Regions from separate parts of the Mus musculus genome. Here regions 1, 3 and 4 are each linked to region 2. A link is a loop called in an ENCODE intact Hi-C map of the cell type or tissue named here. Cell type or tissue: heart. All regions are shown on one strand. Region 1 holds the start of Ttll12 (tubulin tyrosine ligase-like family, member 12). Region 2 overlaps Pacsin2 (protein kinase C and casein kinase substrate in neurons 2). Region 3 overlaps Ttll12 (tubulin tyrosine ligase-like family, member 12). Region 4 overlaps Tspo (translocator protein).

Region 1 (2,500 bases), 210 kb before region 2:
CCTCACAGTTTCTCTCTCTTATGCAAGGATATTCAAACCATCACATACATCTATTGAAAAAAATTTTAAACTACCCTCTATCTCATCTCCATCTAGCAAATTATATGATGAAATGATCCATGCAGTCATTGATTGATTGTTGAGGGCTTGTGGGTATATGAGTCCATGCATACAGGGAGGGAGTGTGCCATGTGCAAGTGGAGGCTAAAAGAAGATATTGGGTATCCTCATCTGCCTTTCTCTGCTTAATTTCTTGAGACAGAGTCTTTCTCTGAATTTAGGGCTCTCTTTTCCTCGATAGACAGGAAGCAAGAAAGCGGCTGGAGGTGGTAACTTATGCCTTTAATCCCAACACTTGGGAGGCAGAGGCAAGCTGATCTCTGCACTTGTGGAATAACCCTTTTGATGGCACACCAAGTTATCACAACCTTTGAATTCAACAAGGCATTCCAAGGACTGAGAAGGCTCCTCCAATCCCTAGAAAGATCTGTCCACCTTTGAGATATAACTAGGATCCCCACACGCTGGTGTCTCCCAATGCTTGACAGGTGGAGGGAGGAAGGGTTCAAGGCCAGCCTTCGAAACAAAGTGAGTTTCTTGGTCAGATTAGTCTGAGCTGAATGTGACCCTGTGGCAATATGATGATGATAACCAAGCCCTAGCAAATGGCTCAGTGGTAAAGCATTTGCCATGCAATCTTAATGACTTGCGTTTGATAAAAATGGAAAGAGAACAGACTCTACAATGTTTTGTTCTTTGCTTTCCACAAGTGCGCTGTGACACACACACAAACACACACACACACACACACACCAAAACAAAATAAAACAAAACAAGTCTGGGAAAATGGCTTAGTAGTTAACTGCTCTTGCAGATGACCCGGTTTGGATCCCAGCACCCCATGTGTAATTCCAGTTCCAAGGGACCTGACGCAGTCTCCTAACCTTCATGAGCCATATATGCACTTACATACACACTCATACACGTAAAATAAAAGCACTCACACACGTAAAATAAAAAAATAAAAATTTTAAACTAAAATTAAAAAAAAAATTCAGGCGAAACAAGATTGCAACCAGCGCAAGGGGGAGCACCTTCTGCCTCTTCCCGACCCCCTCCCCATCTCAGCTTCACCGGCTCCTTGAGGACAATCTCTCCTGATTCTGACTCTCTGGGGCTTCTAAGCAGCGTTCCCAGAATCCCTCGCGGCAGTCCTGGGATGAATGGAGAAGACACGCCCCCAGCGCGCGTGCGCACTCTTGGAACCTCGCAACCCAGGACGCAGGCGCGTGCGCGCCGTCCGCTTAAATCCTGCGGTGGGCGGCGCCGTGCTCTTCCGAGCACTATGGAGATCCAGTCCGGGCCGCAGCCTGGCAGTCCCGGCCGCGCCGAGAGGCTGAACGCGCGGCTGCTGGACGAGTTCGTGTCGCTGCACGGCCCTACGCTGCGCGCCTCGGGAGTCCCAGAGCGACTATGGGGCCGCCTTCTGCACAAGCTGGAGCACGAGGTACGAGATGGCACGGGCTGCGGGCAGGCTATGCGGTCGAGTGGGGAGCACAGCTCAGCAGCTCTGAAGGGGAGCCACTTATAAGTTCAGGAGCAGGATGTACCTGGGAGTCAGAAGGGTACAGGCCGAGAGATGCGCCTGTGCCGCCATCCTGCAGGGTTATGGGCCCGCCGAGGATGCGCAGGGACCTGCAAACCGGCATGCGCTTGGCTCGCAGCATCCCAACGCCTCGGTTGATATATTAAGAGTAGAACTCGCGACTCCACTTACGGATGAGGAAACTGAGGCTCCGGCGGATGCAGGAGCTCCTGTTAGATTCAAGCTACACCGGCATCATTTCAGTCAGCTCTGTGCAGCTCTGCTTAGTCCGTAGAACTCTGTGGAGTTGTTTCCCACGGCGTGAGTAGCAGGTCTCCCTTTGTACACTAAAGAGAATGGAGGCCCTGAGACATGGAGACGACGCTAAGAGAGGGTTTAGAAGGTCTCCCCCATCTTTTGAGAGAATGGCTCCATCCTTCACCTGAGCTAGGCTTCCACGGGGTGCCCGGCTTCTTCCGTCGGAGAACAGGGTTTGGGTGATGAAGACAGCAGCTGCTAGGCTGGGCGGAGGGTCTTTTGCGAAGCAAGAGCTTGGTTTTTCACAGGACACCACCTCCTATCTGAGACCCACTAAGCCTTCAGGTGACTGGGAGAGTCCAAAAGCTAGGATTCCCCGGTGCCTCTCAATGGGGTAGGCTTACCCTCTTTGATCTAGTTCCACACTGTGTATGGGCCAGATATTTCCTGGTTAAGCCTATACGTAGGGCTGTACTGCAGCTCACTATAGCATGCTGGCGGTTGGGAGGCGCCTCAATCCTTAGCCCTGTGGGACAGTAAAAGAGGAGGAGCCAGCCTTGTGCTAGTGTTACATTGTTGATGGTCCTGGGCAATACCGTGAGGTTATAACTGGCCGTCAGCCCCAGGGCAAGCAGCTGTAGTGACCGGTTTGGTAGG
Region 2 (2,500 bases):
CCGTCACTTAGCATTGGTATTCCCTTCTTGCCCTAGACCAAAACCAAAAAAACAAAACCCCAAAAGCCAAATTGTGTTTATCCCACCGTACAGGGTGTCCCAGAAATGAAGTGGCCTTCAGTCTCCAGGCCTTCTATTGGGCCCCAGTGGGGCCGGTATCAATGAGCTGCTTTTCTTCACCATTTTCTGGGTGCTTTTTCCTGCCTTGGGCTGTAAATATTCAGATTTGTGGGCTGTGCAGTGTCTTTATGCTAAAATCTAAGGGCCTTGGGATCTTGAGGTTAGGGCTTGCTCGCCAGGCTCACCCAGTTCCCTGACTGCGATGTAGAAGGTAGTGGCCAAGAGTACCACCAGCCTTGTTCCCTGAACATAGGCATTCTGTGCTCCTCATTCACTGGGTGTGCTATGAGCCCCCACCCTGTAAATGCTGAGAAGAGTCCTCCAAGCCAGACAGATGCCTCCAGCAAGGCCTTATGGCTTTTCTGGCCTGACAGTAAACAGAGCCTGGGCTGCATCTGACCTTACGCTGTAGCAGCTATGGGACTGGAGCAAGCAGGTATCCCTTGTGTGGCTTAGTTTTTTCCATGTTAAAGTATGAATAGCAACCCAGAGTTATTGCAGGGCATCAGCTGATCAATGCTGGGTTATCACACAGACCTGGGCTCCGCACAAGTTCCACAGTTCCTACTGCTGCATCAGTCCTCACTCCACATTATGTTCTCTGGAAATTCCTGATTTCTCTAACTGGCAGGAGCTCCATATACCCATCAGGAGTCTGCGGAACAGGGGGGACCCCAGGAGACACTGGGGTCCAGGGCCCTTCCTAGTGGAAGGGGCCATAGAGGAAATGGTCCTTGCCTTGGCACAGCATACTGGGAAGGAGGATCCTGAGTGCCATCTTAGGATAGCTTGGCTTCAGCTTCCAACCTGCATGCTACCTAGTGTGGCTCAGGGCACCATGTGCATGATACTCTGCTGCCTCCTTCAGAGCGCCTGCTATACCAACAAGGGGAACTGTGGAAAAGCCTGGCCAGGGCTCTCCCTCCAGGAAGTCACGGAGTCTGTGGGCTCCTCTCTGTGGGCCCCTGGCTGGGAAGCAGCCCTCCTATGTTCCCTGTGTTCACATTGATAGCTGTTACCAGGTTGTGTCTGACTTTCTCTAATGAAGTTGTTTTCATTTTTCATGCCACAAGGATGAAGTAAGTTCCTATTTTGTGACTAACTCATGGATCACCAAGCTTCCTTCTGCATGTAGACAGCCCACTCAGTCCCCTGTCTGTACTGCCCCCAGTTCTGTCGCAGAGAGATTGACATTAGCCCTTCCTTCCAAAGTTCCTGGTGCTGATCCCACCAATCCCCAAGAGCTGCCCTGTTAAGAGTCCATCTATATTTAGAGGTCCTCTGGGGAACTTGAGGTTCCAACTGAGTCTTAGCCCACTTATTTCCATCAGCACAGTCATTAATAGACGTGATGACTTGGGCTGAGATCCACGGCCCAAGACTGTAGAGAGCTCAGTTTTTCTTGGCCTCTCTATTTTCTCATCTGACAAGTCAAAAGCTAGGCTTAATGCCAATCTACGATGACTTGTTACCCCGATATTTTGTAAGAGGGAACACAGCTGTGCCCCAGGTGCATTAGATTTAAATTAAATTTGTGTTTGTAAGGGAGGATGGAGGGAGAGGAGAGAGGGAGTGTGAAGTCAGAAGACAGCTCTGTAGAGCTGGTACTGTTCTTCCATCTTTACATGGGGTCTGGGGCTTGAACTCAGGTTGTCTCCCGTTTGAGGAGTGTGCTTTTACCTGACTAGTCATCTTATTGATTATAATAATATTTGTTTGATAAATGGAGATTTAAGGTAAGAACTCATTAAGGATAACACATGGTATTTTCCTGGAAAATCAAGACCTAGCACTTTCCAACTATGTACTTCAACAGTTGATGACAGCTTCTTGTTGGGAAAACAGAAACCCTTTGAGGACATTGTTGTAATAAATCTCCAACCCCAAAAATCCCTTGTAAAGAACACACAACTCAGCTGCATGCCTAAGTCGGGCAGATGTACCACTACACTGCTCTGTTCCCAGCTACGAGATCCCTTGCTACTGTGGCTTCTCCAGCCAGCACTTGGGAAGCAGAGGCAGAGGCAGTCTCAGCCAGGCTTCCCACAGGACTGGACTGGCTTAAGACCACAAGAGCCAATGCTGGCACAAGGAGGATGGACCTTAAGAGCCATGGTTGAGCAAGCAATGGGATTAGAAGGCTCTCCAGGACTGTAATAAAAGACTGTAAGTGGGCTGGAGAGATGGCTCAGCGGCTAAGAGTACCGACTGCTCTTCCTAGAGGTCCTGAGTTCAGTTCCCAGCAACCACATGGTGGCTCACAACCATCTATAGTGAGATCTGGTGCCCTCTTCTGATGTGTCTGAACACAGCTACAATATACTCATATACATTAAATAAATTTTTTTTAAAGTCAGGATATAAAGAAAAATAAATGTCC
Region 3 (2,500 bases), 200 kb before region 2:
TGGGCTCAGATCTCGCTTCCTCTCTGCTGCTCATTTAGAAATAGCTCCTTGGGTCCTGTGATGAACTACACTCTGCCTTTCAAGGGAGTGTCAGAGTCTGGACATGTTTTAAACTGTTAACCAGTTTAGGACAGGAACAGCCCTCAGGGGCTCCCCTCAGACCAAGCGGCTCCTCCCAGCACAGGTTTGGCACCCCTTGCCACCTGTGTCTGGAAGAATGAGAACAATGTGTGTCTTGTTCTTTGCCCAGCCTGGATTCTTGGGGATTTGAGAGGCCTGAGTCCAGAGCATCAGGTCAGGTAGCCCTGGGCTGCCTCGGAGAGAGGCAAGGATGTGAGGGGTGGGGCCTGGCGCACAGGAGAAGCTCAGGATCAGTTATTTGCTTCTTCCTTCATTGAGGTCTGTTTCCGCCTCTCTCCGATTCTAGGCCATTTTGGAGGAGAACAAGGAGAAACTGCCGCTCGCCATTAGCCCAGTGGCACGTCCCCAGGGCCACGTCTTCAGGTACATAGCCCTGTTCTCTGTTGTCACTGAGACTTGACTTCTATGACTGCCATTCCCAGGTCCCAGAACAAGACTTTTCTGGGCCCCAGGTCAGTGGCTGTGTCCTGGAGTCTTGGAACCTAGCCGTGCTGGCAATGGTACCAGAGCACTTCGAATCACAGAGGAGTGTGAGAAAGCAGGCAAGACTGCCTGCAGGAGGCGGCTGTTAAACTTGCCCTGGAAAAATTAGAAACAGCCAGGCTCAGTGTCATTCCTATAAATCTCAACATGAGCGATGGAGGCAGGGAGGTTATCACAAGTTCTCAGCCATCCTGGGCTACAGGGTGAGACCCTATCTCAATAAAGGAAAAGGGCATCTATATTGCCAGGAAAACCAGTCCCAGGAGTCTGAGGGTATAGGCAGTGATGGGGAAAAGGCACAGCTCTACCTCCATGCCACGGGGCCTGAATACAAAGCCATATCTACCCAGTGCTGAGCAGGGTTTCTGCCTTTCCAGGGGCCCTCCCTACAGGCCCCCAGGTGCCATACCTATGGCTACTCAAACTTGGTACAGCTAGAATTGGGCTGTGTGCTCCATTCCGTCCAGGTCTACCAGGTCCTGGGGTCTGCCTCCCTACTGGGTCCTCCTCTTGCCTGAAGCCAGAGCCCCAGCCAAGCAAAGGGTGTGTCCTGAGACACAGATAAGACTGCAAACCCCACACCCACACACACCTCTATTCCCTCTGGAACGGACTAGTTAGGGGCCCAGTAAGTCCCGGTTGCAGCTGTGGTTCACACTCATTTTAGACTCAGGCAAGTTAACAGCCCGGTGCCAGCCCCATCCCAGCAGGCTAGGCCTCCTTTTGAGCCCTCACACTGCAGCATCCTTCCAAGCTGCCACCTACCTCACCTTTATGCTCTGAGTCCTCTTTGCTTCCCACTTAATAACCTCAGAAGTACAGCCACCTCTAGGCCCTGTCCTCACTTCTGTGCTGGCTTTGAAGTATGACCTAAGACCTGTCCCAGGGCACAGGAGCCCTGCAGATTCAGGAGAGTCCTCTGGGGGGCACTAGCTCGCCTCATAGGCTGAGATCAAGCAGGATTGGGAGGTTGCTGGTGTCAGCAGTTTTAAGCCTCTTATTGGAGAATGAAATAAAAGGGCCAGCGAGATGGCTCGGCCAGTAAAGGCAACTGCCTCCCGCAAGTTGTCTTCTGATCTCTGTGCACACACACACACATACACACAAATGAATGTAAGAAGAAAGTTCACACAGATCGTAGAGTAGCAGGGAAACTTATTGAAAACAAAGAGTCAGTAGAAATTAGAAAGGAATGGCCCCAGACTAGAGATAACTTGTGTCCCAGTTACTGTCTGGGGTTTCCTTGTACAGGGTTCAAGAGAAAGTTAGTTCCTCGGGGTATAACTTGGGTGGTCTTGTTGATGATTATGTTGTCATTTGAGACAGGGTTTCTCTCTGTAGCCCTGGCTATTCGGGAACTTGCTCCATAGACCAGCCTGGCCTTGTATTAGAGGCACACCTGCCTCTGCCTCTCTAGTGCTGGGATGAAGGCCAGCACCACTACAGCTGGCTTCTCCGTTTTCACTAAGAGGCTTAGATCTCTTAGCCCTTCACTCACTGTGAGTGTCTATTCCCATAATACATCTGACCTTGATCAGATCTGTTGCCAATTATGCAAGAACGTAAGATGGTAAATAAAGGAAGGATTCTCCCTAAAAGTCCTCTGGGGGACAGGTATGGCTTATTGCCCTTGCACCCTAAGCCAGTTCAGGCCAGACTGACCCTCCTCCAGGATGTAGTTTTGAATAGAAACTGTTCGAGTTTGGTGTCATTACGGGGAGGAGAAATTTGCCTCATTGTTTGTTGTTCAGAGTGGAGTGTGTGGAGTCCCAGATACTAAGCTCTCCCTATGCTTGCCTGACTCCTACCCATCCATTCTCATATGAGAAACCAGCATCTACGAACATCTAAGCCATCCTGCTGTCCTGATGGCAGA
Region 4 (2,500 bases), 190 kb before region 2:
ACTGCAGTAAAATACGCCTCCTTTCCACCTGGTCTTTTCTCTTTGGGGCCCTAGAGGCCTGGGCTGGGCTGGCAGGGCGGCTGTGTCCCTCCAAGGTTGCAAGCAGACCCAACATGTCACCACGTGTGCTTTGAGAAATGAGAAGGAAAAGAAAGACCTCCGAGCTCCCTAAGGCAGTCTAGCTTCCTAGTTAGAGTCCCAGTTCCAAGCTGGAGAAGAGATCTGACCTGACCAGTCCACACTACCAACCCAAGGGGGCGTTGGGGGCCGCAGGGTCTGAGGCTTGGTCCCACCTGGTGGCCTTGAGAAATAGCATTCTCTATGTTACCTCCTTGTTCTGGAGTGGGGATGAGAGGCCATAATTCATGAGGTAGTCAAGAGGCTCTGGGGGCTGGCAGAGGACCAGCAAGACAGCTCACCGAGTAAAAATGCCTGCTGCCAAGCCTGAAGACTTCCCTGGGAGCTACAGGAGAGAGAACCAACTCCCACGGGTTGTCCTCTGACCTCCATGTGTATACCATGGGACATGTGACTGGACAGGCATGTACACACAAAAATATAATTTAAAAGTCTTCTAAAGAAGTCAGGTACTTCACATGCACCAGCTGGCCCAGCATCAGGCTTGGCCACCAGCCAGTTGTAGAGACAGTGGTTATACCTCTGACAAATCCTCCTGGTATTCATCCACACCCTGGTCGCTCTCTCCACTTAAGGGGTCATCAAAGGCCAGCACGTGCTCAAGGTGGGCATGTGCAGCAGGCTGGAGAGCCTAGGTAGCCACAGCGGTGTTGCTGAAGAAGGAAGTAGGCAGCTGAGCTCTGTAGGCCCTGGCCTGGCCGCCTGGGAGATGCCAGTGGCTGACCACAAACTCAAGTGTTTCTAGCACCCTCTAATCCTAAATCAACATGGCTTCCATGCTGACAGTTGGCTGGGGTAAAAGTTTAAGGCCTGTGCTGTGGGAATAAGCACAAGCCAGAGACCAGTCTAAACCAGTAGGCCAAGTGCCCTTCTCATTAAAGGCTGCAGAAAGCCATTGTCATCTGAGCTGGTGACAGCATAGAAGAGAAGGTGCCTCCAGTGGTGGGCAAGGGAAGCACATTTGTAGGTGGCGCGTGACCCCCATTTCAGATCACTAGGGAGTTGCTGGAGCGCTATGAAGAGCACTGCCAAGAAGCCCTTCCCAAGTCTTGGGTGCACTACCCATCAAAATGTCCAACATGGTTGCCTGTGATACCTGATGGGTCATTTGTGCCCTGTATACCCATGAGGCCTATGGAAGCAGGCTGAAGCAGGTGAAAGGGTGCTGGAATTTACCCTCTTCCTGCCAGTTGGGTCACCCTAGGTGGAGAACCTGGGTGGTACCAGCCCAGACAGGCCCAGCCTCAGCAGCAGAACCATCCTGCTTAGCTGCCACCCACCATCTGCCTGTCCAACAGGCCAGATGTTCCACTAAGTACAGAGTCTGTTACACATGAAGTTAGAGACTTTATTTAGCTTTAAAACACCATGCTCTAAGGGCATGCCTGGAGCAGTGCAGAAAGGCAGGTATAACTGTGTCTGCAGGAGACTCGGCACTGACCACCCTAACCTACCTGGTGGCTTCCTGGGCTAAGACCAGGTAGACCAGCAGGCCCAATGGTCATAAAAGCATGATGGCTGCCACCCATGGTGCCTGGCTGGCAGGGCTGCATTCCTGATGGCTGGGTGCCTTCACTCTGGGAGCCGGGAGCCCCCTCGCCGGCCAGAGTTATCACGCCATACATAGTAGTTGAGCACGGTGGCAAAAGCCAGCCAGGCCAGGTAAGGGTACAGCAAGCGGGCAGCCGGCGGGCTCACTCGGTGCCAAGCCAGGGTTGTGGCAGTCGCCACCCCACTGACAAGCAGAAGATCGGCCAAGGCCTGCAAAGACAGAAGATGGGAAGACTAAGGCCATGCATGCCAAGTCTAGAAGCCTCACTTAGCCCTGCTGAACCTTAGGGTCTGATGCCCGATGCCCACCTCTGTTCTCAGCTTCAGTTTCCTTGGCTGCAAATCCCTGCCTGACTGTACCAAGTGTGAAAGCCCCAAGAGGGCACAGCATATCCCGGAGGGGAACAGCATCTGAAAGGCCTCTGACCTGTAGATACAACATTGTAAAGTGCTGCTGACCTAGGAGGCCAGTGTAAGGGCCAGACTGCTGCTGGTATGATATACCCACAGTGGCTCAGCCAAAGCGTTTTTTTAAAAAAAAAAAAAAAAAAACAGGTCTCACTGTGTAGCCTTAGCTGATTTTGAACTAGCTTTATAGACCAGGCTGTCAGACTTATAGCAATCCTTCTGCCTCTGCTGGTACTACAGGCCAGATCTAAACAAGAACTGCTTTGTTTTGTTTTGTTTTGTTTTTTTAAATCCTTTTCCAATCAAGTCACAAGGGTTTTTTGTTGTTGTTGTCTCTCCAGCCCGAACTGGTTTGTTTTTTTTTTTTTTTTTTTGGTTTTTTTTTTTTGTTGTTGTTGTTGTT

The links. Peaks named below come from ENCODE experiments on the same cell type or tissue, not always from the same donor. Only the 100,000 strongest peaks of a DNase experiment are listed, where the experiment ranks them.
Region 1: a loop joins it to region 2, with 2.1 times the contacts of the local background. A loop is called at or near these places in 3 of 42 quality-filtered maps.
Region 3: a loop joins it to region 2, with 2.0 times the contacts of the local background. A loop is called at or near these places in 3 of 42 quality-filtered maps.
Region 4: a loop joins it to region 2, with 2.4 times the contacts of the local background. A loop is called at or near these places in 2 of 42 quality-filtered maps.

Annotation. Positions count from the first base shown.
Region 1 is chr15:83,593,956-83,596,455 of GRCm38, reverse strand. Ttll12 (tubulin tyrosine ligase-like family, member 12) reads left to right here and starts at 1,299. Exons shown (of 14, transcript NM_183017.2): 1 at 1,299-1,507. The coding sequence starts at 1,346. It overlaps Gm52182 (a long non-coding RNA gene), which reads right to left. Exons shown (of 2, transcript XR_003951515.1): 2 at 1,010-2,119. In heart, a CTCF peak has its summit at 1,075; a DNase peak (open chromatin) is centred at 1,245; H3K4me3 peaks cover 1,873 bases; H3K27ac peaks cover 1,663 bases.
Region 2 is chr15:83,382,322-83,384,821 of GRCm38, reverse strand. The region is part of intron 7 of Pacsin2 (protein kinase C and casein kinase substrate in neurons 2); the gene reads left to right. Among named protein-coding and RNA genes, the nearest start is that of Gm41368, 2.1 kb to the left of the region's middle. In heart, CTCF peaks have their summits at 981 and 2,401 (motif pointing left); DNase peaks (open chromatin) are centred at 991 and 1,431.
Region 3 is chr15:83,582,660-83,585,159 of GRCm38, reverse strand. It overlaps Ttll12 (tubulin tyrosine ligase-like family, member 12), which reads left to right. Exons shown (of 14, transcript NM_183017.2): 6 at 428-504. Among named protein-coding and RNA genes, the nearest start is that of Gm52182, 8.7 kb to the left of the region's middle. In heart, a CTCF peak has its summit at 1,532 (motif pointing right); no DNase peak of the experiment used is centred here.
Region 4 is chr15:83,573,169-83,575,668 of GRCm38, reverse strand. It overlaps Tspo (translocator protein), which reads right to left. Exons shown (of 4, transcript NM_009775.4): 4 at 1,466-1,899. The coding sequence ends at 1,711. It overlaps Ttll12 (tubulin tyrosine ligase-like family, member 12), which reads left to right. Exons shown (of 14, transcript NM_183017.2): 14 at 1-575. Among named protein-coding and RNA genes, the nearest start is that of Tspo, 11 kb to the right of the region's middle. In heart, a CTCF peak has its summit at 1,116; DNase peaks (open chromatin) are centred at 442 and 1,675.